2 separate regions of the Homo sapiens genome follow, and region 1 is linked to region 2. Evidence: read pairs that join two places in POLR2A ChIA-PET (ENCODE). Cell type or tissue: B cell. All regions are shown on one strand. Each heading gives the region's core, and the rest is flanking DNA. Links, peaks and the distances in the headings are about the cores only.

Region 1 (12,275 bases), core at 1,784-9,783, 190 kb before region 2:
AGAGTAGTATCAATATCCCTGACCAGAGTCACCCACTTTACCACCAATATCTACCCAGAGATCACCATCCAAAAACTCAAGTGAAACTAACTTTCTTGGCCAGGTGCGGTTGCTCACGCCTGTAATCCCAGCACTTTGGGAGGCTGAGGTGGGCACATCACGAGGTCAGGAGTTTGAGACCAACGTGATGAACATAGTGAAACCCCGTCTCTACTAAAAATAAAAAAAATTAGCTGGGTGTGATGGTGGGCACCTGTAATCCCAGCTACTTGGGAGACGTGAGGCAGGAGAATCGCTTGAAGCCAGGAGGCGGAGGTTGCAGTAAGCCAAGATTGCGCCACTGCATTCCCCACCAGGTGACAGTACAAGACTCCGTCTCAAAAAAAAAAAAAAAAAAGTAACTTTCTCAATATTCAGAAGTATTTTAAAGGTTATTATCTATCTAAAAAAATAAGAGTTTCAAAATAAAGCCTTTTTCTGACTTGAAAGGATACTCCAAAGCACTGTTAGGTTTCTCTGGTTCTTCATATAAGGCTACCAACACTGCAAATCAAAAAGCAGAAAAAGCAACAATTGACGTATTAAATTTGAATGGCTGAAATTATGTTCCATTACCCAGTAAATATTAGGTGCCAACTATACGCTGAGCACATTGCAAAGACTATACAATGCTGAACAAGACAGACAAGGTCCCTGTTCTCAACAAATTTACAGTCAAGCATAAAAGATATGCAAGGAACTAGACAGAGGGTATCAAGCAGGAATACTGGATAATGGGTTGCAGTAGCACACTGGAAGAACACCTAAGCAAACCTAGGACATCAGGGAAGGCTTCCTAAAGGAAGGCAAAGACCTGATACCTAGGGGTTGAGTGTTTCAGATAAAATGGGAAGGCCCAGGAGCAAGAAAACAATGTATTGAGGAACTGAAAATTCAAGTATGGCTGGAGATGTAATTTGGCAGGAAAGGAAGCTGGAAAGGTGGTCATGGCCAGATTAGGGAGAGTCATGCAAATTTGGTTGGCACATAATTAAACAGTTTAAAGGAAGGGAGTGACAGGATCCACTCTTAACTGCTATGTGGACCAGCTGGAGTGGGACAAGGATAAAGACAGGAAGAACAGTTAAAAGGCTGATGTGGTAATCCAGTTTAAAAAGACAGCAACCTGCAGTAGAGTGATGGGAGTGAGAGAACAGTGAGAAGAAAGAAATTCGAGAATTTAGGAAAGAATCAACAGGACTATGGTAATTACCGGAAGAAGCTCTGAATTCAAAAATGGTCTTAAAAATTAAGTTTGTTTTGCTAAATAACCACCAACCAAAAACTTTACCAGTAGTCAACATGCTCAAATCAACATTAAAATAAGATATACTTGAGTGGTTTCATATCTAATCACTCATATGAGCACTGCCTTGCTCTTCATCTATGGAACAAATTCCTCCTAGAATTTACTACTTAGATAAAAAACTCTAAATCAGTGGTTGGCCTTTTTGTGCATGGAACCCTTTGAAAAATCTAATAAAAGCAAAAAAAGTAAACACACACAAAAAAAATGTGGCTGGGCGCAGTGGCTCACACCTGTAATCCCAGCACTTTGGGAGGCCAAGGCGGGCAGATCACGAAGTCAGGAGATCAAGACCATCCTGGCTAACACAGTGAAACCCCGTCTCTACTAAAAAATACAAAAAATGAGCCAGGCGTGGTGGCGGGCGGCTGTAGTCCCAGCTACTCAGGAGGCTGAGGCAGGAGAATGGCGTCAACCCAGGAGGCGGAGCTTGCAGTGAGCCGAGATCGTGCCACTGCACTCCAGCCTGGGCGATGGAGCAAGACTCTGTCTCAAAAACAAAAAAACAAAACAAACAAACAAAAAAACAGTGATAGATATCTAGACCCCAAGTTAAGTCCTGTTGTAAACCAACTTACATACTTCCCTTTTGTTCTTTTAGAGTTTTAATAACTTACCAAAATAATATACAGTATGAAAAAATCACTATTTTTTGAGAAATTCATTTGGTTTTTTTTTTTTGTTTTTTTTTTTGAGATAGAGTTTTGCTCTTGTTGCCCAGGCTGGAGTGCAATGGCATAATCTTGGCTCACCACAACCCCCGCCTCCCAGGTTCAAGCGATTCTCCTGCCTCAGCCTCTCTAGTAGCTGGGATAACAGGCATGTGCCACCATGCCCGGCTAATTTTGTATTTTTAGTAGAGACGGGGTTTCTCTGTGTTGGTCAGGCTAGTCTCGAACTCCCAGCCTCAGGTGATCCACCCACCTCAGCCTCCCAAAGTTCTGGGATTACAGGTGTGAGCCACCACACCTGGCCAAATCCTCATTTTATAAGACATGAATATTAATACTCTACTCTCTCCTCCTCTTATTCCCCCACCCCATTTCTTTCAGCTTCTCATTTGTCACTGGTACTTGAAAGGTTGATAGTTGCAGAAGATACTGTAAATACAAAGTTTCCTGTGCTGTTCTATAGATGAAATGCACTTCCTTGTAATCAGACAAGAACTCTATACCCAATCATGCTCCCCTTTTTGCCTTCGCAGCCAGGATTTTTAGAGGTTGATATAGCGCTCAAAATAGCTAAAATGCTTCAGCTTCCAAATGATTTATCATCTTTAGCCATCCTTTCATAGTGTTTTAATGTTATAAACTATTTCAAATCATCTTGGAAATAAGCTGTAAAAATTTAGGCCAAAGTGGCTCATTCCTGAAATTCCAGCACTTTGAGAGGCCAAGACAGGAGGATTGCTTGAGCCCAGGAGTTTGAGATCAACCTGGGCAACACCCCAACTCTACAAAAAAAAAAAAAAATTGGCCAGGCATGATGGCTCACGCCTATAATCCCAGCACTTTGGTAGGCCGAGGCAGGCAGATCATGAGGTCAAGAGATTGAGACCATCCTGGCTAACATGGTGAAACCCCGTCTCTACTAAAAATACAAAAAAAATTAGCCGGGCATGGTGGCAGGCACCTGTAGTCCCAGCTACTTGGGAGGCTGAGGCAGGAGAATGGTGTGAACCCGGGAGGCGGAGCTTGCAGTGAGCAGAGATCGCACCACTGCACTCCAGCCTGGGTGACAGAGCAAGACTCCGTCTCAAAAAAAAAAAAAAAAAAAAATTAAAAATCAGCCGGACATGGTGGTGCGTGCCTGTAGTCTCAGCTACTTGGGTGCCTGAGGTGGGAGAATTGCTTGAACCTGGGAGATTAAGACTGCACTGAGACATGACTGCACCACTGCACTCCAGTCTGGGCGACAGAGACCTTGTCTCGAAAAAATATATATATGTAAATTAAATTTGTGAGGCTGGGCACAGTGGGTCACGCCTGTAACGTCAACACTTGGGGAAGCTAAGGCAGAAGGATCACTTGAGGCCAGGCATTCCTGGGTGACAGAGTGAGACTCTGTCTCAAAAAAAATAAAAAGTAAAAACAAATAGAGGCCGGGCGCGGTGGCTCACGCCTGTAATCCCAGCACTTTGGGAGGCCGAGGCGGGTGGATCATGAGGTCAGGAGATCGAGACCATCCTGGCTAACAAGGTGAAACCCCGTCTCTACTAAAAATACAAAAAATTAGCCGGGCGCGGTGGCGGGCGCCTGTAGTCCCAGCTACTCGGGAGGCTGAGGCAGGAGAATGGCGTGAACCCGGGAAGCGGAGCTTGCAGTGAGCCGAGATTGCGCCACTGCAGTCCGCAGTCCGGCCTGGGCGACAGAGCGAGACTCCGTCTCAAAAAAAAAAAAAAAAAAAAAAAAAAAAACAAATAGAATTGTGTAAAGCACCTATGTTTGGAGCTGAAAATCAAATTTTTAATAAATCACATCAATACTGTGTTGGCTGATGTTATTTAGGAGCCTGGAAATCTAAGGAGATTGAGAGGTTAAATTCTAGTGGAGGGCGGTGGCTCACACCTGTAATCCCAGCACTCTGCGGGGCTGAGGTGAGCGGATCACCTGAGGTAAGGAGTTCAAGACCAGCCTGGCCCATGTGGTGAAACCGCCTCTCTACTAAAAATACAAAAAATTAGCTAAGCATGGTGGCACATGCCTGTAATCCCAGCTACTTGGAAGGCTGAGGCAACACAATCGCTTGAACCCGGAGGTGGAGGTTGCAGTGAGCCGAGATCATGCCGCTGCACTCCAGCCTGGGCAACATCTTCTGTGTAGTCAGTTACCGCCTACAACTGTCATTTTTCTGCCTTTTACCATTCAGTCTTTCACTTGCTCCATCCAACCACTCTGGCCTCCTTAGACTTCCTGAAACTCTGTTTCTTTCAGGTTTCTGGTCAAAAATTACTTCTTAAGAAAGGCCTTCCCCCCATCACCCTATATAAAATGACACACACATCCCACCTGTCACTTTTTTTTTTTTTTTTTTTTGGAGACAGAGTGTCACTGTTGCCCAGTGGCACAATCACAACTCACTGCAGCCTTGACCTCCTGGGCTCAGGTGATTCTCTCACCTCAGCCTCCACAGTAGCTAGATTACAGGCACACACCATGCCCAGCAATTTTTTTTTTTTTTTAAGAGATGGGAGTTTTGCCATGTTGCCCAGGCTGGTCTTGAGCTCCTGGCCTCTAGCAGTCCACCCACCTCAGCCTCCCAAAGTGCTGAGATTACAGGCATGAGCCACGTGCCTGGCCTCACCTGTTACTCTTTATCCCTAACTTTGCTGTATTTTTATCTGTACCACTTACCACTAGCTGACACTACATATTTATTTATGTATTTCTCTCCCTCAACTAGGATATAAGCTTATGAGAGCCGAGACTTTTATCCTCCCCTGCTTATCTCCAGTGTGCAGAACAGACACCTGAGTAAAATTATTAAATGAAAGAAATGAACGTAAGGAGTTTTTAGACGGAATGACATTCAAAGCATCTGTGACACTTTCAGAGACAACATAGCACAGTACTTTCACAGAGTAGTCCCTTAAGACTTGCTGAAGTTTATTTGCAAAGAGGTAAACTATTATCTGAACCCCAAATAGGTAGCAATTCAAAATTACTAGCCTTCTTTCTTCTAAGACCCAGGAGTTATGCTCCTAGAATTTTCCTCTAAACTTTGCTTCTGTCCAAAGGGCAGTTACCAATTTATTTCCCACTTCCCAAACTTCCTAGTTTCATATGACCCAAGTCCTCATCCCTGCGAACAATTCCATTCTACACCCTTGAATATCCCAGTGAGTTGAGTGACACATAGCAGGCATTCAAATTAGTGCTAAGCCAATAAAGTAAACTGTACCCTACCCCTTGAAATCCTCCTGTTTCCAACACTTTACTCATCTACTTAACTTAGATCTTGAAGCCACGAATGAAGAGATACAGCGTTAACAGTAAGCTTTCATTTTAAAAAGTGAAAACAATGTAACCACCTTGATATGCCCTCGAGCTCTTTAAGCTGTAATTCTACTTTATGAAATATACACAAAATAAGAATTGACACAGACAGACTAAGGAATGGGGGCTGAAAAGCCACAGCCAAATTCGCTATGAATCTCCTACTTTGGGGATTAGGCTCACTCAGCTACTTCATAGCCCACTTGGAAATTCGGTCATTTTTCCAGTTGCTCTTTGTTGGAGGGAAACTTTCTTAACAAGATTCTGAGGACTCCATAAAAACCGTAAGGTGGGAGGAATTGGGATCTGAAGGTCCTTGGCAAACATGTCCACTGCGGCTGCTGGAGGCAAAGCAACGGAAGTTGAAGAGACTTTGCAACAGCTGCAAGAGTTTCACTCCCGGTGCGGAGAAGGGTAGCGGAGCTAGGCTACCCCACCCGGGCGGCGTCCAGCAGCCAGGTCCCTGCTGAACCCCGAGGCCCACCTCGCTGGACCCCGGACGGGCCCCATCTGTTTCCCCTCCTTCCCCACGCTACGGCCCGCTGGGGAACGGGGCAGCGCCGGGGAGCACGACGAGGGCACGAGGTACCCTCTCCTAGCCCAGGCTCACCCTTGGTCAGCGTGTCCAGCACCCCCGACTTCTCCAAGTACCTCCGGAACTGCTCACGCTTCGAGTCGGCGGCCTGAAGAGACACCGGGGGTCAGTGGCCAGAGCCCGGGAGCCGAGCAGGAAGAAGGCGCTGGGAGTCCGGCAACCCCGCCTCCGCCTCACTACCTCGGGGCCCTCCCGCCCAAACCTGCGCGCGCGACCCCACTCCCACCCAGAGCCGACCAGCGGCTTGCTACCGCCCGCATGCCCCCAGCCACGCCGCGCCCCCCTCACTTTGTAATGGGCCATAGTGACAGCGGCAGCGGCGTAGCTGGCGCCGGAGACCGCGACTGGCGGGTTGGGAGCAGCACTGCTCATGCGCGGAAGGGGGCGCGCGCCTGCGCACTTGCAAACCACCGGCCGGGATCGCCGAGGTGTGGCCTGTTTTCATGGCGACCAGGACGCTCTGCATCCCCAGTAGCAGGCTGAGCCGAGGGAGGCTGCGTATGCCCGCCCCTCTGGCTGTCGGAGCCGCACCTCTTCCTCTTCCGGCCCCCGTAGCAATTAGGTTTCTTTGCAGGAGGTGAGATTTTGGTACCTCTGTCCTGGCGTCCGGAGGCAGGGCCCGGGAGCATTGAGACTATTGCGAGAGAAAGGACCGCCGCACGGTGGTAGCGAGCGCATCTTTTTCATCTGGGACCTCGGAAACTGTGGTGACCCATAGGTGCTGGGCTTCTTGGCTCTCGTCCTGAGAAAGTGCTCACAGTGCTTTGCAGTAGCCGAGGAGGGTGTTTAGAATCATATATTTTGGCTTCAGCTTTTATCTTTGGAGTCTCCTTGAGTCGTGGCTGACTTGATGTGGGCCTCTGGAGGATGAGCAGTAACGAGCTTGCAGTAGCTTTTGAGCCAGGCACTGTAGAAAACACGGGTATTTTAAATTTTAATCCTTACAACACCCCTGTAGGGTGGGTATTGTTAATTAAGTGGAGTGGTTAGATGTCCAGTGAGTAGAGTCGAGTCCAATCCGGGCAATGAATCACGATGCTATGAACTGGTGAAGGAAAGCCACGGATCTTCTTAAGATTTTATTTACTAGGTAGCAACATGTGATTATACTCAAGACACATCAGGATGCCAGTCTAGAAGGAAACTTACGTGATTGTGTTCCAGGGGCAAACAGAATTAACCCAGTGTCCAAGGTGGAATTGTATAGATCAAGAACCATTTCCTAAGGCTGTGGTCTCTTCAAAGAGAAAACCTGATCAAACCATTTAGCCTCAATTCTGAACATGTGATTTTCCCAAAATCAGTTACATTCGAAAGGATATCATTTAAAAAAAAAAAAATCCTGATTTGACAACTCTATGTCTTTGAATTTAGAAGTGTTGCTTCACAATCTCGAATTAGAGCTGTTTTTCTCTTGCTTAAATGAGTTTGCAGTTGTCTGTCTTAACAGCTGGTCTTTAGAGCTGCCCCTATCTATTTTTTCTGTGCCCCACGACCACTAGGCTACTTCTCTGATAATATATATAATGTCTAAAAGCCAACCGCTGTTTAGATCTGAAGATCTGTGGGAACCCGCCTACCAATGAGATTGTTCGTTAGGGACACTACGTGATTTGGAGGACAAACAGGATTATTACAGGTTCTGACCAACCCTGGCTCAAAGGACAGCCCTCCCAAAGAATCAGCAGTGTTTGGAATGTCAAGTGATTGAGAATCTCCTTGTGAAGGAGGAAGGGTTCTGACTGTGCCCTTTCTGAACTGGCCCTTGAGGTTACCTTTAGGAGGTGACCCCCGGTTTTCATGTTCTGTAGAGGAACCCCATGTAGCTCTAAGCCACCGCGGTTTCCAATCGCAGTTAGCTGGCAAGGAGAAAACTGTTTGGGGTGACTGCCTCATGTTGTTCTCTCCATCTATAGCAACACCTGGAATAGAACGGTGACCTCTAGAGTAGTAGTTCCTTTTGCTGTCTTTGCCTTCAGTTTCTCTTTTTTCCATTAACTGGTTACCATTAAGTTCTTTTCCAAATATTTTATGAGTGTCTTTGTTATTGTTTGAACTGATGTGTTGAAAATGACTACAACTAGTACTAAGTGTGGAAATCTCATTAGAAAGTACAGTTTCCTGTTCATCCAAAATGCATTTCTCATCATTTACACTATGATTGTCAGGATTTGGCTGGAATACAGAAGATGAATTTAAACTAGGGTACACTGCAGTGTGTGTTTGCTTTTCCACTAACAGATTATAATCAGGGGCAGAAGGGAGTCGCTTCAGTGAATTTGCAGATGTGCTCTGGTATTTGGCTACATTTTGTTTTGCCTTGTTTGCATGGAATTCATTATGTTCCTTCTTCAACTTGTATTTTCCCCAAAGCCCTCTTTTAATCTTTTTAAAACCTAGGTGGAAAATTTCAAGAATGTTTAAGAAAAGTGAAATAGTGGCTATAGATTGCATAAATAATAGGAATATTGTCTTTTCTGTTGGTCTTGAGACAAAACAGTCGATTATATTTGGACACGGGTGGCCATGGCACTTAAATAGCGGCTCTAAGTGAAATCCATATAAAAGGTACTGTCCAATCATGAATCCAACTTCAACCACAGAGCGAGTGAAAATGTGTATCACATAAGTGCAAAGCAAGGTTCCTCTGAGTGGAGCTTTATTTAGTTTCCTTTTCTCCAGCTGACAAAGCTCTTGCTCCAATCTCCTCCGATCCCTAGGCATTTCAAACTCTACCTCCTCCAGTTCTACTCTTAACTGAGCTTTCATCCTTTGCCTCTCTTCCTCAAGAACTCTCAGTCGGTACAATGCATGGCCCATGTAGACCAGGGATGGTGAAGACACAAATATCACCTGCAGAACCCAGTATCTAATGAGGGAGATAGGAAAGGCCTGGTCGTAGCATACATTTCTGCAGCCTGGTTGTTCTGTATTGCAGATGAAGCCAGACTGCTCATCATTCCAGACATCTTCAGCTGCTACACCCAGAACAAGCATTCGAAATATGAACAGGATGGTGAGCCAGATCTTTCCAATCATGGTGGAGTGGATGTGAACTTCCTCCAGAGTATCTCCAAGGAGATTCCAGTCCCCCATGTTTATTTAGTCAGCCATCTTAGCTCTGATCCACATCAAATAAGAGGCAGATAAATTCTTCCATTCTGAAGGGAGCACTATTTCTTAAAGCAAACCTATGGTGAAAATATAACAATATGTCACTTCTATATGCTGGTTGCTTTACTTTTTCCCTAGATAGCTGTGGGGTTTTTTCTTTGTTTGTTTGTTTGTTGAGACAGAGTCTCCCTCTGTTGCCCAGGCTGGAGTACAGTGTTGCAACCACAACTCCCTGCAGCCTCAACCTCCCAGACTCAAGCGATCATCTCCCCTCTCAGCCTCCTGAGTAGCTGGGACTGCAGGTGTGTGCAACTACACCCAGATAATTTTTTTTATTTTTTTGTAGAGACAGGGTCTCACTCTATTGCTGCAGCTAGTCTTAAACTCCTAGACTCAAGTGATCCTCTTGCCTTCACCTCCCAAAGTGTGGGAATTACAGGTGTGGGTCACCACACCTGGCCAAAGTGTGAATCTGTTACCAATAATATACTTAAATGTCAGGAATTTAAAATCACTTATATTTAGACATCACAATACAATGAAAAAAACATGATACCTGGAGGAGGAGTGTATATATTCTCTATTAAGAATATAGGCTGGGCGGGGTGGCTCACACCTGTAATCCCAACACTTTGGGAGGCCAAGGTGGGTGGATCATTTGAGGTCAGGAGTTCCAGACCAGCCTGGCCAACATGGTAAAACCCCGCCTCTACTAAAAATACAAAAATTAGCCAGGCGTGGTGGCAGGCGCTTGTAGTCCCAGCTACTCGGGAGGCTGAGGCAAGAGAATCGCTTGAACCTGGAAGGCAGAGGTTGCAGTGAGCTGAGATCAAACCCTTGACCTCAGATGATCTGGCCACCTCGGCCTCCCAAAGTGCTGGGATTACAGGCATGAGCCAATGCGCATGGCCTAAAATTATATTCTTTTTTTTTTTTTTTTTGAGACGGAGTCTCACTCTGTAGCCCAGGCTGGAGTGCAATGGCATGATCTCAGCTCACCGCAACCTCCACCTCCTGGGTTCAAGCGATTCTCCTGCCTCAGCCTCCTGAGTAGCTGTGATTACAGGCATGCACCACCATGCCCGGATAATTTTGTATTTTTAGTAGAGATGATGTTTCTCCATGTTGGCCAGGCTGGTCTCGAACTCCTGACCTCAGGTGATCTGCCCACCTCGGCCTCCCAAAGTGCTGGGATTACAGGCGTGAGCCACCATGCCCAGCCTATTGTTGTTTTTCAACAGAACTTTTGGAAAGGTTTCTAAAACTAGTAACCTGATCTTAACCTTATTTATTAAGATTATTTGATATAAAAGTTATAACAAAGTCAATTTCTTTTTCCCCAACATGCCATTACTGGCTTGAAAAGTCAGTGATTTTTTTTTCTTTCTTTCTTTCTTTTGGGACAGAGTCTTGCTCTGTCGCCAGGCTGGAGTGCAGTGGCGCAATCTCGGCGCATTGCAACCTCCGCCTCCTGGGTTCAAGCGATTCCCCTGCCTCATCCTCCTGAGTAGCTGGGATTACAGGCGCCTGCCAACACCCCCCGGGATAATTTTTTGTATTTTAGTAGACACGGGGTTTCACCATGTTGGCCAGGATGATCTCGATCTCCTGACCTCGTGATCCACCCGCCTCAGCCTCCCAAAGTGCCAGGATTACAGGCATGAGCCACCGTGCCCGGTCAAAAAGTCAGTGATTTTTAAATCTCATTTATACACATAGGAAAACGAATATGCTTCATTTGATAATTCAGTAAGATATGGCATTCAGTGAAACCAGAGGAAACAGATCTGGCTGTCATAGGAATTTAGATTAGTTTTTTTAATCCAAATTGAAATAAATTTGAAATAAATTCTGGTTTCTTCCTGGCAATTGGTGAACATTTTCAGAAATTCATCTCAGTAATATTTATGAATATGTATAAAGTACTTATTATACTTTACTATGAAAAAGTATACTTTTTTTCTTTTTTTTTGGTGGGGGGAGACAGAGTCTCACTCTGTTGCCCAGACTAGAGTGCAGTGGCAGGATCTCAGCCCACTGCAACCTCCACTTCCCAGGTTCAAGTGATTCTCGTGCCTGAGCCTGCCAAGTAGCTGAGACTACAGGCAAGTGCCACCACGCTTGGCTAATTTTTGTATTGTTAGTAGAGACGGGGTTTCACCATGTTGGCCAGGCTGGTCTTGAACTCCTGAACCTTGAGTGATCCACCCGCCTCGGCCTCCCATAGTAAGCCACCGCGCCCAGCCCAAATTTTGTAAATTCTTACGTTAAAATGAACTTCAAGCCCAGCACAGTGGCTCACACCTGTAATCCCAGCACTTTGGGAGGCCGATGCGGATCACCTGAGGTCAGGAGTTCGAGACCAGCCTGGCCAACATGGTGAAACACTGTCTCTACAAAAATACAAAAAATTAGCTGGGTGTGGTGGCAGGCATCTGTAACCCCAGCTACTCAGGAGGCTGAGGCAGGAGAATCACTTGAACCTGGGAGGCAGAGGTTGCGGTGAGCCAAGATCGCGCCATTGCACTCCAGCCTTGGCGACAAGAGCAGAAACTCTGTCTCAGAAAACAAAAAGAACTCCAAAAATTCTCAACTATTTTATGGTACCAGAATCTTTTTTTTTTTTTTTTTTTTGAGACGAAGTTTCCCTCTTGTTGCCCAGGCTGGAGTGCAATGGCACAATCTCGGCTCACCGCAACCTCCACCTCCCAGGTTCAAGTGATTCTCCTGCCCCAGGCTCCAGAGTAGCTGGTATTACAGACATGCGCCACCATGCCCAGCTAATTTTGTATTTTTAGTAGAGATGGGGTTCCTCCATATTGGTCAGGCTAGTTTCGAACTCCCAACCTCAGGTGATCCACCTGCCTCGGCCTCCCAAAGTGCTGGGATTACAGGCGTGAGCCACTGCGCCCGGCCTTATGGTACCAGAATCTCATTATAGATATTACTTGCAATAGATTGTTCACTGGTATGGTGGCAGTATTATGGAAACTTTCACTGTAGCAGTATTTGACCTATTTAAGACATATAGCTGCTCTCTTGAAGGAAGCAGTGGGGCAAGTTATAATTTAGCTGCTTGGATTATTTGCCGGCAGATTGCATATTAAGGTTGGTATCCCAGGTTATCTCAGAGGAAATATACCCCAAAGGAAAGATTTTAAAAGTGAATATTTTCATTATTTTTCATTTAAAATATAAATGTATGTCCTGTCCCCTTTATATAAAG
Region 2 (12,275 bases), core at 2,018-10,017:
CAAAACCAGCCTGGCCAACATGGCAAAACCCCGTCTCTACTAAAAATACAAAAATTAACCAGGCATGGTGGCAAACACCTGTAATCCCAGCTACACAGGAGGCTGAGGCAGGAGAATTGCTTGAACCCGGGAGGGGGAGGTTGCAGTGGGCCAAGATCGCACCATTGCACTCCAGCCTGGGTGACAGAGCGAGACTCCATCTCAAAAATAAAATAAAATAAAAAATACAAATACAAAATTAGCCGGGCATGGTGGTGCATGCCTGTAATCCCAGCTACTCGGGAGACTGAGGCAGGAGAATTGCTTGAACCTGGGAGGCACAGGTTGCCGTGAGCGGAGATTGTGCTATTGCACTCTAGCCTGGGCAACAAGAGGGAAACTCCGTCTCCAAAGAAAAAAAAATGAATAGAATTCAGCAATATATGAAAAGAATTATATACTATGACCAGGTGGGGATTATTCCAGGGATGCAAGGCTAAGTCAATATTCAAAAATCAATCAATGAAAAAAAATCAATCAATGTATTCCACCCTGTTAACAGGCTAAAGAAAAATCAATTGACAGAGAGAAAGCACTTGACAAAATTCCGTACCCATTCATAATAAAAACTCTCAGGAAACTAGAAATAAAAGGGAATTTTCTCAATTTGATAGAGTATCTACAAAAAACCTACAACTAGCATCATACTTCACAGTGAGAGACTGAATGCTTTCCCCCTGACTGAACACAAGGCAAGCATGTCCACTCTCACCAATCTTATTCAACACAGTGCTGGAAATTGTAGTCTGTGTAATAAGAATAGGAAAAGAATTTTAAAAGCATACATATTGGAAAGAAAGATATCAGGCGGTCCTTATAATGGCATGATGGCCTTTATAGAAAATTTCATGAAATCTAAAAAAAAAAAAAAAGCTAGAACCAGTAAGTGAATTCAGCAAGGTCACAATACAAAATCAACATACAAATATCAACATATATATATTAGCAATGAAAACACGGACATCAACATTTAAAACATAATATTTATAATCACAGAAAAAGGAAATATTTAGGTATGAATCCAGTAAAACATGTACAAGACTCATATGATGAAAACTAGAAAATGGTGTTGAAAGAAATCAAAGAAGATCTAAATAGACAGATATACTGTTTTCATGACTTCAAAGACTCATCACAGTAAGGATGTCAATTCTCCCTAAATTAATATACAAGTTTAGTGCAATTCCTATCCAAATCCCAGCATGATTTTTGTAAATAAAGATTATTATAAAATGTATGAGGAAAGGCAAATAAACTAGAATAGCTGAAACAATTTTTTTTTTTTTTTTTTTTGAGCCAGAGTCTCACTCTGTCACCCAGACTGGACCACAGTGGCGTGATCACAGCTCATTGCAGCCTTGACATCCTGGGCTCAGGTAATCCTCCTACCTCGGTCTCCCAAGTAACTGGGACCACAGGTGCGTGCCACCACGCCTAGCTAATTTCCTTTTTTTTTTTTTTGAGACGGAGTCTTCCTCTGTGGCCCAGGCTGGAGTGCAGTGGCATGACCTCGGCTCACTGCAAGCTCCGCCTCCCAGGTTCACGTCATTCTCCTGTTTCAGCCTCCCGAGTAGCTGGGACTACAGGCACTCGCCACCACGCCTGGCTAATTATTTTTGTATTTTTAGTAGAGACGAGGTTTCACCGTGTTAGCCAGGATGGTCTCCATCTCCTGACCTTGTGATCCGCCCATCTCGGCCTCCCAAAGTGCTGGGATTACAGGCGTGAGCCACCGAGCCCGGCCCAGGCCCAGCTAATTTTTAAAAATTATTTTTTATACAGACAAGGCCTTCCTGTGTTGCCCAGGGTGCTTGAATTCCTGGACTCAAGCAATCCTCCCACCTCAGCCTCCCAAAGTGCTAGGATTACAGGCATGAGCCACTGTGCCCAGCATAAAATAATTTTCATTAAAAAAACTTTTTTTGAGACAAGGTCTTGCTCTGTCACCCAGGCTGGAGTGCAGTGGCACAATCTTGGCCCACTGCAGCCTCCCGAGTAGCTTCAACTGTAGACATGTGCCACCACACCCAGCTAATTTTTCAATTTTTTGTAGAGACGGGGTTTTGCCATGTTGCCCAGGCTGGTCTTGAACTCCTGAGCTCAAGCAATTGTCCCAACTTGGCCTCCCAAAGTACTGGGACTACAGGCGTGCACTACCACACGTGGCCTAAAATATATTTTTAAAAAGAAGATTAAGCCGGGCGCAGTGGCTCACGCCTGTAATCCCAGCACTTTGGGAGGCTGAGGCGGGTGGATCACTTCAGGAGTTTGAGACCAGCTTGGCCAACATGGTGAACCACCATCTCTACTAAAAATACAAAAAATTAGCCAGGTGTGATGGCAGGTGCCTGTAATTCCAGCTACTCGGTAGGCTGAGGCAGGAGAGTTGCTTGAATCTGGGAAGCAGAGGTTGCAGTGAGCTGAGGTCGTGCCATTGCACTCCATGCACTCCAGCCTGGGCAACAAGAGCGAGATTCCATCTCAAAAATAAAAAAATTAAAAAGGCTGGGCATGGTGGCTCACGCCTGTAATCCCAGCACTTTGGGAGGCTGAGGCAGGCAGATCACGAGGTCAGGAGTTCAAGACCAGCCTGACCAACATGGTGAAACCCCATCTCTACTAAAAATAAAAAAATTAGCCCGGCATGGTGGCGTGCACCTGTAATCCCAGCTACTTAGGAGGCTGAGGCAGGAGAATAGCTTGAACCGGGGAGGTGGAGGTTGCAGTGAACCGAGACTGCACCATTGCACACCAGCCTGGGCGACAGAGCGAGACTCCATCTCAAAAAAAAAAAAAAAAGAAGATTAAAGTGGGAGGAATCACTGCCTAATTTCAAGAATACAGCTATAGTAATTATGACTGTGGGGTATTGGTGGATGGAAAGACACATCAATCAATGGAAGACAATAGAGGACCCAGAAATACCCCATGCAATACAGTGGAGGAAGGATAGTTTTGTCAACAAATGGTACTGAAGCAAATTGATGTTCATAGGAAAAAACAAAAAACAACTCCACAGAAATTGGCTTTCTGTGATCTGATACAGCCTGCCTAGAAGCAGAAGTTCTGGCTGCCCATCACACTGTTTTTAGTAAACCTAGAGTTTTATTTGAAATATTGAGTCTGGCCCAGGCGCGGTGGCTCACGCCTGTAATCCCAGCACTTTGGGAGGCCGAGGCAGGTGGATCATGCGGTCAGGAGATCGAGACCATCCTGGCTAACACGGTGAAACACCCTCTCTACTAAAAATACAAAAAATTAGCCAAGTGTGGTGGCGGGCGCCTGTAGTCCCAGCTACTTGGGAGGCTGAGGCAGGAGAATCACTTGAACCCGGGAGGCGGAGGGTGCAGTGAGCCAAGATCGTACCACTGCACTCCAGCCTGGATAACAGAGCAAGATTCTGTTAAAAAAAAAAAATTATAAAAGATGGAAAAGATGGAGAGCCACCAAGGAAGCAATAATTCTGCATCTAGACTGCCTTCAGACTTGTTCAGACTTGAACTGCAACATCAACTCTTCCCTGGGTCTTTAGCTTGCTGGCCAGTTCTGCAGATTCAGATTTGCCAGCCCCCACAATAAGACAATTCCTTTAATTGCCTTAGTTCTGATGAATACAGAGATCTAGGCTGGGTGCAGCGGCTCATGCTTGTAATCCTAGCACTTTGGGAGGCTGAGACAGGCGGATCACTTGAGGCCAGGAGTCCAAGACCAGCCTGACCAACATGACAATACCCCATCTCTGCTAAAAATACAAAAAAATTAGCCAGATATGGTGGCATGCAACTGTAATCCCAGCTATTCTTGAGGCTGAGGTACAAGAATCATTTGAACCCAGGAGGCAGAGGTTGCATGAATGCTGCTGAAAAAAAAAAAAAGTAAAATAAAAATGTAAAAGTGACCATTAAAAAAAAAAGCAACCAACCTAAACCTCATGCCTTATACAAAAATTAACTTAAAATGGAACAGGTTTAAATGTAAACTGTAAAGTTATAAGATGTTTAGAAGACAAGATAGAAGAAAATCATCAGGACCTAGGAGTCTTTCCCCAGGGCTCAGGGAAAAGTTCTCAGACATGATGCCAAAAGCAAGAACCATAAAAGAAAAAATATATACATAATTGGACTTCATCAAAATTACAAACTTTTGCTCTGTGAAAGACCCCATTAAGAGGATGAAAAGACAAACTACAAAGTGAGAGAAAATATTTGCAAACCATATATCTGACAAAGGACTTATATTTAGAATATATATAAAGAACACTCAAGGCCGGGCATTGTGGCTCACTCCTGTAATACCAGCACATTGGGAGGCCAAGGCAGGCAGATCACTTGAGGCCGGGAGTTTGAGACCAGCCTGGCCAATATGGTAAAACCCAATCTCTGCTAAAAATACAAAAATTAGCTGGGCACGGTTGTGCATGCCTGTAATCCCAGCTATTCAAGAGGCTGAGGCACGAGAATCACCTGAACCCAGGAGGCAGAGGTTGCAGGGAGCCGAGATTGCACCACTGCACTCCAGCCTGGGCTACAGAGCTAGACTCTGTCTCAAAAAAAAAAAAAAAAAAAAAGGTTGGGCGTGGTGGCTCAGGCCTGGAATCCCAGCATTTTGGGAGGCCGAGGCGGGCGGATCACGAGGTCAGGAGATTGAGACCATCCTGGCTAACACGGTGAAACCCCATCTCTACTAAAAATACAAAAAAATTAGCTGGGTGTGGTGGCAGGTGCTTGTGGTCCCAGCTACTCAGGAGGCTGAGGCGGGAGAATGACATGAATCTGGGAGGCGGAGCTTGCAGCGAGAGCCACTGCATTCCAGTCCAGCCTGGGTGGCAGAGCAAGACTCTGTCTCAAAAAAAAAACAACAAAACAAAACAAAACAAAACACTCAAATCTCAACAGTAAGAAAAACACCAGATAATCCCATTAGAAAATGTGCAAAAAAAAAAAAAACTTAAGATATTTCCCCAAAGAGAATATACAGAAGGCAAATAAACACGTGAAAGAATGTTAACATAACTATCCATTAGGAAAATTAAGACCATGATGAGATACCATTACATACTTGTGAGAATAGCTAAAATAAAAAAATAGGGCCAGGCGTGGTGGCTCGTGCCTGTAATCCCAGCACTTTGGGAGGCTGAGGCAGGCAGATCACTTGAGTCCAGGAGTTGGAGACCAGTCTGGCCAACATAGTGAAACCCTGTCTCTACTAAAAATACAAAAATTAGCTTGGCATGATGGTGGTGCACACCTGTAATACCAGCTACTTGGGAGGCTGAGATAGGAGAATTGCTTGAACCTGGGAGGTGGAGGCTGCAGTGAGCCGAGATCATGACACTGTACTGCAGCCGGGGTGACAGAGTGAGACTCTGTCTCAAAAAATAATAATAAAATAAAAAAAATAATAAAACAGAATACCACATGCTAGAGGATGTGGACAATTGAATCTTTTTTTTTTTTTTTTTTTTTCTGAGATAGAGTCTTGCTCTGTCACCCAGGCTGGAGTGCAGTGGCACGATCTTGGCTCACTGCAACCTCCGCCTCCTGGGTTGAAGCAATTCTCCTGCCTCAGCCTCCCAACTAGCTGGGATTACAGGCATGCGCCACCACACTTGGCTAATTTTTGTATTTTTAGTAGAGATGGGTTTCACCATATTGGCCAGGCTGGTCTCGAACTCATGACCTCGTGATCTGCCCGCCTCAGCCTTCCAAAGTGCTGGTATTACAGGCGTGAGCCACCATGCCCGGCCAACAATTGAATCTTTCATACATTACTGTTGGGAATGTAAAATGGAATAGCCACTCTGTAAGCTAATTTTGTATTTTCATTTATTTATTTTTAAGAGACAAAAACTTGGAGTGCACTGGTGCCATCATAGCTTACTGCAGCCTCCAACTCCTGGGCTCCAGCAATCCTTCCACCTCACCCCACCGAGTAGCTGGGACTACAGGTGTGCACCCCAAAGTCTGGCTAATTTTTTAATTTTTAATTTTTGTACACATAGGGCCTAATTACGTTGCCCAGGCTGGTCTTGAACTCCTGAGCTCAAATGATCCTCCTGCCTTGGCCTCCCAGTGTGCTGGGATTACAGGCATGAATCACCATGCCCGGCCCTACTATTTGCTTTAAACACTAAACATTCCCTTACCATATGACCCAGAAATTTTCCTACTTGGCATTTATCCCAGATAAATGAAAACTTATGTTCACACGAAAGCCTGTACATGATTTTTCATAACACATTTATTTGTAATAGCCAAAACCTGGAAACAACCAAAATGACCATCAAATAGATGAATGGCTAAATAAACCATGATATATCCATATCACATGTATCGAGTTAAATGGGAGCCCCCCAAAAGACATGTACATATATTAACTCCTGAACCTATGAATGTGACGTTCGAAAATAGCGTCTTTGAAGCCGGGCGCGGTGGCTCACGCTTGTAATCCCAGCACTTTGGGAGGCCTAGGTGGGCAGATCACCTGAGGTCGGGAGTTCGAGACCAGCCTGACCAACTTGGAGAAACCCCGTCTCCACTAAAAATACAAAATTAGCCCGGTGTTATGGCACATGCCTGTAATCCCAGCTACTCAGGCTGGGCAGGAGAATCACTTGAACCCAGGAGGCAAAGGTTGTGATGAGCCGAGATCGCGCCATTGCACTCCAGCCTGTGCAACAAGAGCAAAACTCCATCTCGAAAAAAAAAAAATTAAAAATAGGGTCTTTGCAGCTGTGATTAAGTTAAGGATCTCGAGATGATATCAACCTAGATTATCTGGGTGGGCCCTAAATCCAATGACAAGTGTCTTTTTTTCCCCAAGCAATCAATCCTCTTGTTGCTGGGACCACAGGCATCTGCCACCACACCTGGCTGAATTTTTTTTTTTTTTTGAGACAAAGTCTCCCTGACATCCAGGCTGGAGTCCAGTGGTGCTATCTGGGCTCATTGCAACCTCCGCCTCCCAGGTTCAAGCAATTCTCATGCCTCAGCCTCCCGAGTAGCTGGGATTACAGGTGTTCCCCACCATGCCCGGCTAATTTTTGTATTTTTAGTAGAGACGGGGTTTTGCCATGTTGGCCATGCTGGTCTTGAACTCCTGGCCAGAAATTATTCGCTGCCCTCAGCCTCCCAAAGTGCTGGGATTACAGGCGTGGGCCACCATGCCCAGCCAACATTTGACTAATTTTTTAAAAAATTTTTTGTAGGGACAGGTCTCACTATGTTGCCCAGACTGTTCTCAAACTCCTGGGCTCAAATGATCCTCCCGCCTTTTCCTCCCAAAGTGCTGGGATTACAAAGGTGAGCCACGTCACTCAGCCAATAAGTGTCCTTTTAAGAGACAGGAGAGGAGAAGGCACAGACATAGGGAAGACCATGTGATTGGAGCGATGCCCTTACAAGCCAAGGAATGGCTGGAACCAACAAAACAGAACCTAGCAAGGAAGCATTCTCCCCTCGAGGCTTCAGGGGGAGCATGGCCCCGCTGACACCTGGGTTTCAGACTTCTGGCTTCCAGAACTATCAGAGAATAAATGTCCGTTGCTTTAAGCCACAGACCGAGTTTGTTGTGATTGGTTATGGCAGTTCTAGGAAACAAATATACCATGGGATCCTACTTAGTAATAAAAAGGAACAAACTTGATACAGCAGCAACTTAGCTGGATCTCAAGGGCTGAGTGAGAAAAGCCATCTGAAAAGGTCACATACTGTATAGTTCCACTTACGAAACATTCTTAAAAAGACAAAATTATAAAGATGGAAAATAGTGCTTGCCAGGTGTTAGGGATGGTGGGGGACAGTGTAACTATAAAGGAATATCTCCCTGCACAAAGAAGGGAGATCTTTGTGGTGATATATTTATCTTGGTTGCAGTGGTGCTTACAGGAATATAAACGTGATAAAATGACGTAGAACTATGTATTCATATCAGACCAGAGTACATTTCCTGCTTTTGATATTGTGTTGTAATTATGGAAGAGGCAGCCATCGGAGGAAACTGGGTGAAGGCTATGTGGAACTTTTCTGCACTATCTTTGCACTTCCTGTGCATTTACAATTATTTCAAAATAAGAAGTCAAAAGTTAATTTGAATAAGGGAGCTGGGTGCAGTCGCTCATGCGTGTAATTCCAGCACTTTGGGAGGTTCAGGTGGGAGGATCGTTTGAGTCCAGGAGTTCAAGACCAGCCTGGGCAATAAAGTGAGAACCCATTTCTATTTAAAAAAAAAAAAAAAAAGACCGGGCACCGTGGCTCACGCCTATAATCCCAGCACTTTGGGAGGCTGAGGCGGGTGGATCACAAGGTCAGGAGTTTGAGACCAGCCTGGCCAATATGGTGAAACCCCATCTGTACTGAAAAACAAAAAATTAACTGGGCATGGTGGGGCGCGCCTGTAGTCCCAGCTACTCAGGAGGCTGAAGCAGGAGAATTGCTTGAACCTGGGAGGTGGAGGTTGCAGTGAGCCAAGATCACACCACTGCACTCCAGCCTGTGCAACAGAGTCAGACTCCATCCCCTTTAAAAGACAAAAAAAAAAAAGGCCACAGTGGCTCACACCTGTAATCCCAGCACTTTGGGAGGCCGAGGGAGGCAGATCATGAGGTCAAGAGTTCGAGACCAGCCTGGCCAACGTGGTGAAACCCCGTCTCTACTAAGAATACAAAAACTCGGCAGGGTGCCGTGGCTCACACCTGTAATCCCAACACTTTGGGAGGCCAAGGCAGGCGGATCACGAGGTCAGGAGACCGAGACCATCCTGGCCAACATGGTGAAACCCTGTCTCTACTAAAAATACAAAAAAATTAGCTGTGCGTGGTGGCGTGTGCCTGTAATCCCAGCTAGTCAGGAGGCTGAGGCAGGAGAATTGCTTAAACCAGGAAGTCAGAAGTTGCAGTAAGCCGAGATTGCGCCATTACACTCCAGCCTGGTGACAGAGTGAGACTCTGTCTCAAAAAAAAAAAAAAAAAAATACAAAAATTAGCCGTGTGTGGTGGTGGCGCATGCCTGTAATCCCAGCTACTCAGGAGGCTGAGGCAGGAGAATTGCTTGAACCCGGGAGGCGGAGGTTGCAGTGAGCCCAGATCATGCCACTGCACTCCAGCCTGGAGAACAGAGCAAGACTCTATCTTGAAAGGAAAAAAAAAAAAGAAGGAACTTTTTGGGATGATGAATATGTTCTATGTTTCATGGGTAAATACAACTCTCAAAACTCATCCAACTAGACCGTTAATGTGGGTGCATGTTCTTGCATGTAAATTACACCTCAGTAAAAAAAAATTTTTTATACAAAAATTAGCCAGGCACGGTGGGGCACCTGTAATCCCAGCTACTTGGGAGGCTGAGGCAGGAGAATCGCCTGAACCCAGAAGGCGGAGGTTGCAGTGAGCCAAGATCGCTCCACTGCACCCTAGCCTGGCCGACAGAGCAATACTCCGTCTCAAAAAAAAAAAAAATTTAGTTAAAATAAAAACAACAACAAAAGTAAGAGGAGCAAACAAAATGTATCAATTTCAGCCGAGGTTTTCTAGGGCAAACACTAGAATATTGTACCTTTTGCTACCTGATACCTTATCAATCAATATATATTACTGAGCACTTCGATGCAAGGATTCCATCACCTCCCCAACATGTGATATAGAATAGAAGCAGGTAAATGTTTACTAAATGAAGGTACACAGCGGGCTTTTGGAGAGGAAATAGACTCTGGCCTCCAGCCATGGAATAATTTATACTGTCTCTTGCTAACATACCTGGAGCCGTTTCCTCATTTTGTGATCCAAAGAGTAAACATGTAAAACCAGCCAATCTTAGGTTATATTCTTGCCATCCTAGAGAGTAAGTGCTCCAGGACATCAGAGTAAGAAGTCTGGACCAGGGGCAATTCTCTTTGTATAATGTGGATTATTGTTTATGTTCCTATCTTGTTTCCCTGTTAGACTGTGAGCTGGAGAGTTTGCACTTTTATGTGTCGTTCTAACACTCTCAGTCCTTACAGTTCACTGAACCCAGCAGCCAGTCAAAAATCTTTGCCACTGTTGAATTGTAATGCTGTACGTTCAGGGGAATACATTGCTATTTATTAAATGAAGGAGAACTTTCAAATTTAAGAAGAGATTGTTTTGCATGCTGAAGACAGTAGGTATTATAAAATACTTAAATGGGAGCCTTTCCCACCCCAGAACAACCTACTTAGCATTAGATAAATTTACTATTTAAAGTAGCCAAAGACCACTTCTAGAAATAGAACCTAAAGAAATAATAGCAAATGCATGTAGAGAAAAAAAAGCTAAAAGAAATCTTTGTAAAAAAACAAAACAACAACAACAAAAAAGCGCATTTAGAAGATTTGTTGCAGCATTGTTTGTTTGTTTTGAGACAGGGTCTCACTCTGGCGTCCAGGCGGGAGTGCAGTGGTGAGGTCTCGGCTCACTGCAACCTCTGCCTCCTGGGTTCCAGAGATTCTCGAGCCTCAGCGTCCCAAGTAGCTGGGATTACAGGCATGCGCCACCAAGCCCAGCTAATTTTTGAATTTATTTATTTATTTATTTTTATTCTTATTTTTTTTTGAGACAGACTCTTGCTCTGTCACCCAGGCTGGAGTGCAGTGGCGTGATCTTGGCTCACTGCAACCTCTGCCTCTTGGGTTCAAGTGATTCTCCTGCCTCAGCCTCCTGAGTAACTGTGATTACAGGCGCCCCCTATCACGCCCAGCTAATTTTTGTATTTTTAGTAGAGATGGGGTTTCACCATATTGGGCAGGCTGGTCTCAAACTCCTGACCTTGTAATCCATCCGCCTCAGCCTCCCAAAGTGCTGGGATTACAGGCATAAGCCACTGAGCCTGGCGTAATTTTTGTATTTATAGTAGAGATGGGGTTTCACCATGTTGGCCAGGCTGGCCTGGAACTCCTGACCTCAAGCGATCCGCCCTCCTCGGCCTCCCAAAGTGCTGGGATTACAGGTGTGAGCCACTACAGCTGTCCAAAATGCACACCAGATTTTGAGAATTTTGTTCATGAAAAAGTACTTAATTTTTTTTTTTTTTTTTGAGACAGAGTCTCGCTCTGTCGCCCAGGCGGGAGTGCAGTGGCTTGATCTCGGCTCACTGCCAGCTCCGCCTCCGGGGTCCATGCCATTCTCCTGCCTCAGCCCCCCGAGTAGCTGGGACTACAGGTGCCCACCACCACGCCCAGCTAATTTTTTGTATTTTTAGTAGAGATGGGGTTTCACCATTAGCCAGCATGGTCTCCGTCTCCTGACCTCATGATCCGCCCTCCTCAGACTCCCAAAGTGCTGGGATTACAGGCGTGAGCCACTGTGCCCAGCCAAAACTATTTAAATTTTTAAAATATTGGTTACATTTTGAGATGATAATATCTTGGATATGTTGGACACATAGGGTTGTTGTGAGGACTGAATATGCTGAGAGTTCTTATACATATCCTGCCCTCATAAACACCCAAGCTTCCTACTGTCAGCATCCCACACTACAGTGGTACATTTGTTACCGTCAATGACAGATCATTTCCATCCAAACTTCATAGTTAATGTTAAGGTTCCCTCTTAGTGTCAAGCATTCTATGGGTTTTGGCAAATGCATAACGATATCTATTCACCATGATGCTATCATACAGTGTAATTTCATTGCCCTGAAAATCGTCTGTGCTCTGCCTGTTCATTCCTCTTTCCCCTCATTCCTTGGCAGCCACTGATCTTTCCTTTTTTATACATATACTCCTAGTTTAGGAGCTGAACTCTTTTACTTTTTTCTTTTTTTTTTTTCTTGAGACAGAGTCTCACCCTGTCACCCAGGCTGGAGTGCAGTGGCGCGATCTCGGCTCACTGCAAGCTCCGCCTCCCAGGTTCACGCCACTCTGCTGCCTCAGCCTCCCGAGCAGCTGGGACTACAGGCACCCGCCACCATGCCCGGCTAATTTTTTGTATTTTTAGTAGAGACGGGGTTTCACCATGTTAGCCAGGATGGTTTCAATCTCCTGACCGCGTGATCCACCCGCCTTGGCCTCCCAAAGTGCTGGGATTACAGGCGTGAGCCACCGTGCCTGGCCTCTTTTACTTTTTTAAATGTGAATTTTAGAAAATTTTAAATTACACATGTGGGCCGGGGACAGTGGCTCATGCCTGTAATCCTAGCACTTTGGGAGGTCAAGGTGGGTGGATCACTTGAAGTCAGGGGTTTGAAAGCAGCGTGGCCAACATGACAAAACCCCGTCTCTAC

The links. ChIA-PET counts read pairs that join two places held together with the same protein. Peaks named below come from ENCODE experiments on the same cell type or tissue, not always from the same donor. Only the 100,000 strongest peaks of a DNase experiment are listed, where the experiment ranks them.
Region 1: POLR2A ChIA-PET joins it to region 2 with 10 read pairs; 3 of 35 experiments call an interaction of 5 or more read pairs at or near these places.

Annotation. Positions count from the first base shown.
Region 1 is chr1:38,867,068-38,879,342 of GRCh38, forward strand. It overlaps MYCBP (MYC binding protein), which reads right to left and starts at 6,281. Exons shown (of 5, transcript NM_012333.5): 1 at 6,224-6,281; 2 at 5,951-6,023; 3 at 495-543. The coding sequence starts at 6,238. GJA9 (gap junction protein alpha 9) reads right to left here. Exons shown (of 2, transcript NM_030772.5): 2 at 7,002-9,126. The coding sequence starts at 9,031. The coding sequence ends at 7,484. RRAGC-DT (RRAGC divergent transcript) reads left to right here. Exons shown (of 2, transcript NR_186075.1): 2 at 8,874-9,159. The region is part of intron 1 of GJA9-MYCBP (GJA9-MYCBP readthrough); the gene reads right to left. RefSeq lists an enhancer at 5,315-5,837. In B cell, for the core only: no CTCF peak of the experiment used is centred there; a DNase peak (open chromatin) is centred at 6,354; H3K4me3 peaks cover 1,806 bases; H3K27ac peaks cover 1,542 bases.
Region 2 is chr1:39,055,962-39,068,236 of GRCh38, forward strand. It overlaps LOC124904088 (a long non-coding RNA gene), which reads left to right. Exons shown (of 3, transcript XR_007065970.1): 3 at 5,880-5,912. Among named protein-coding and RNA genes, the nearest start is that of NDUFS5, 36 kb to the left of the region's middle. RefSeq lists a silencer at 9,201-9,493. In B cell, for the core only: no CTCF peak of the experiment used is centred there; no DNase peak of the experiment used is centred there.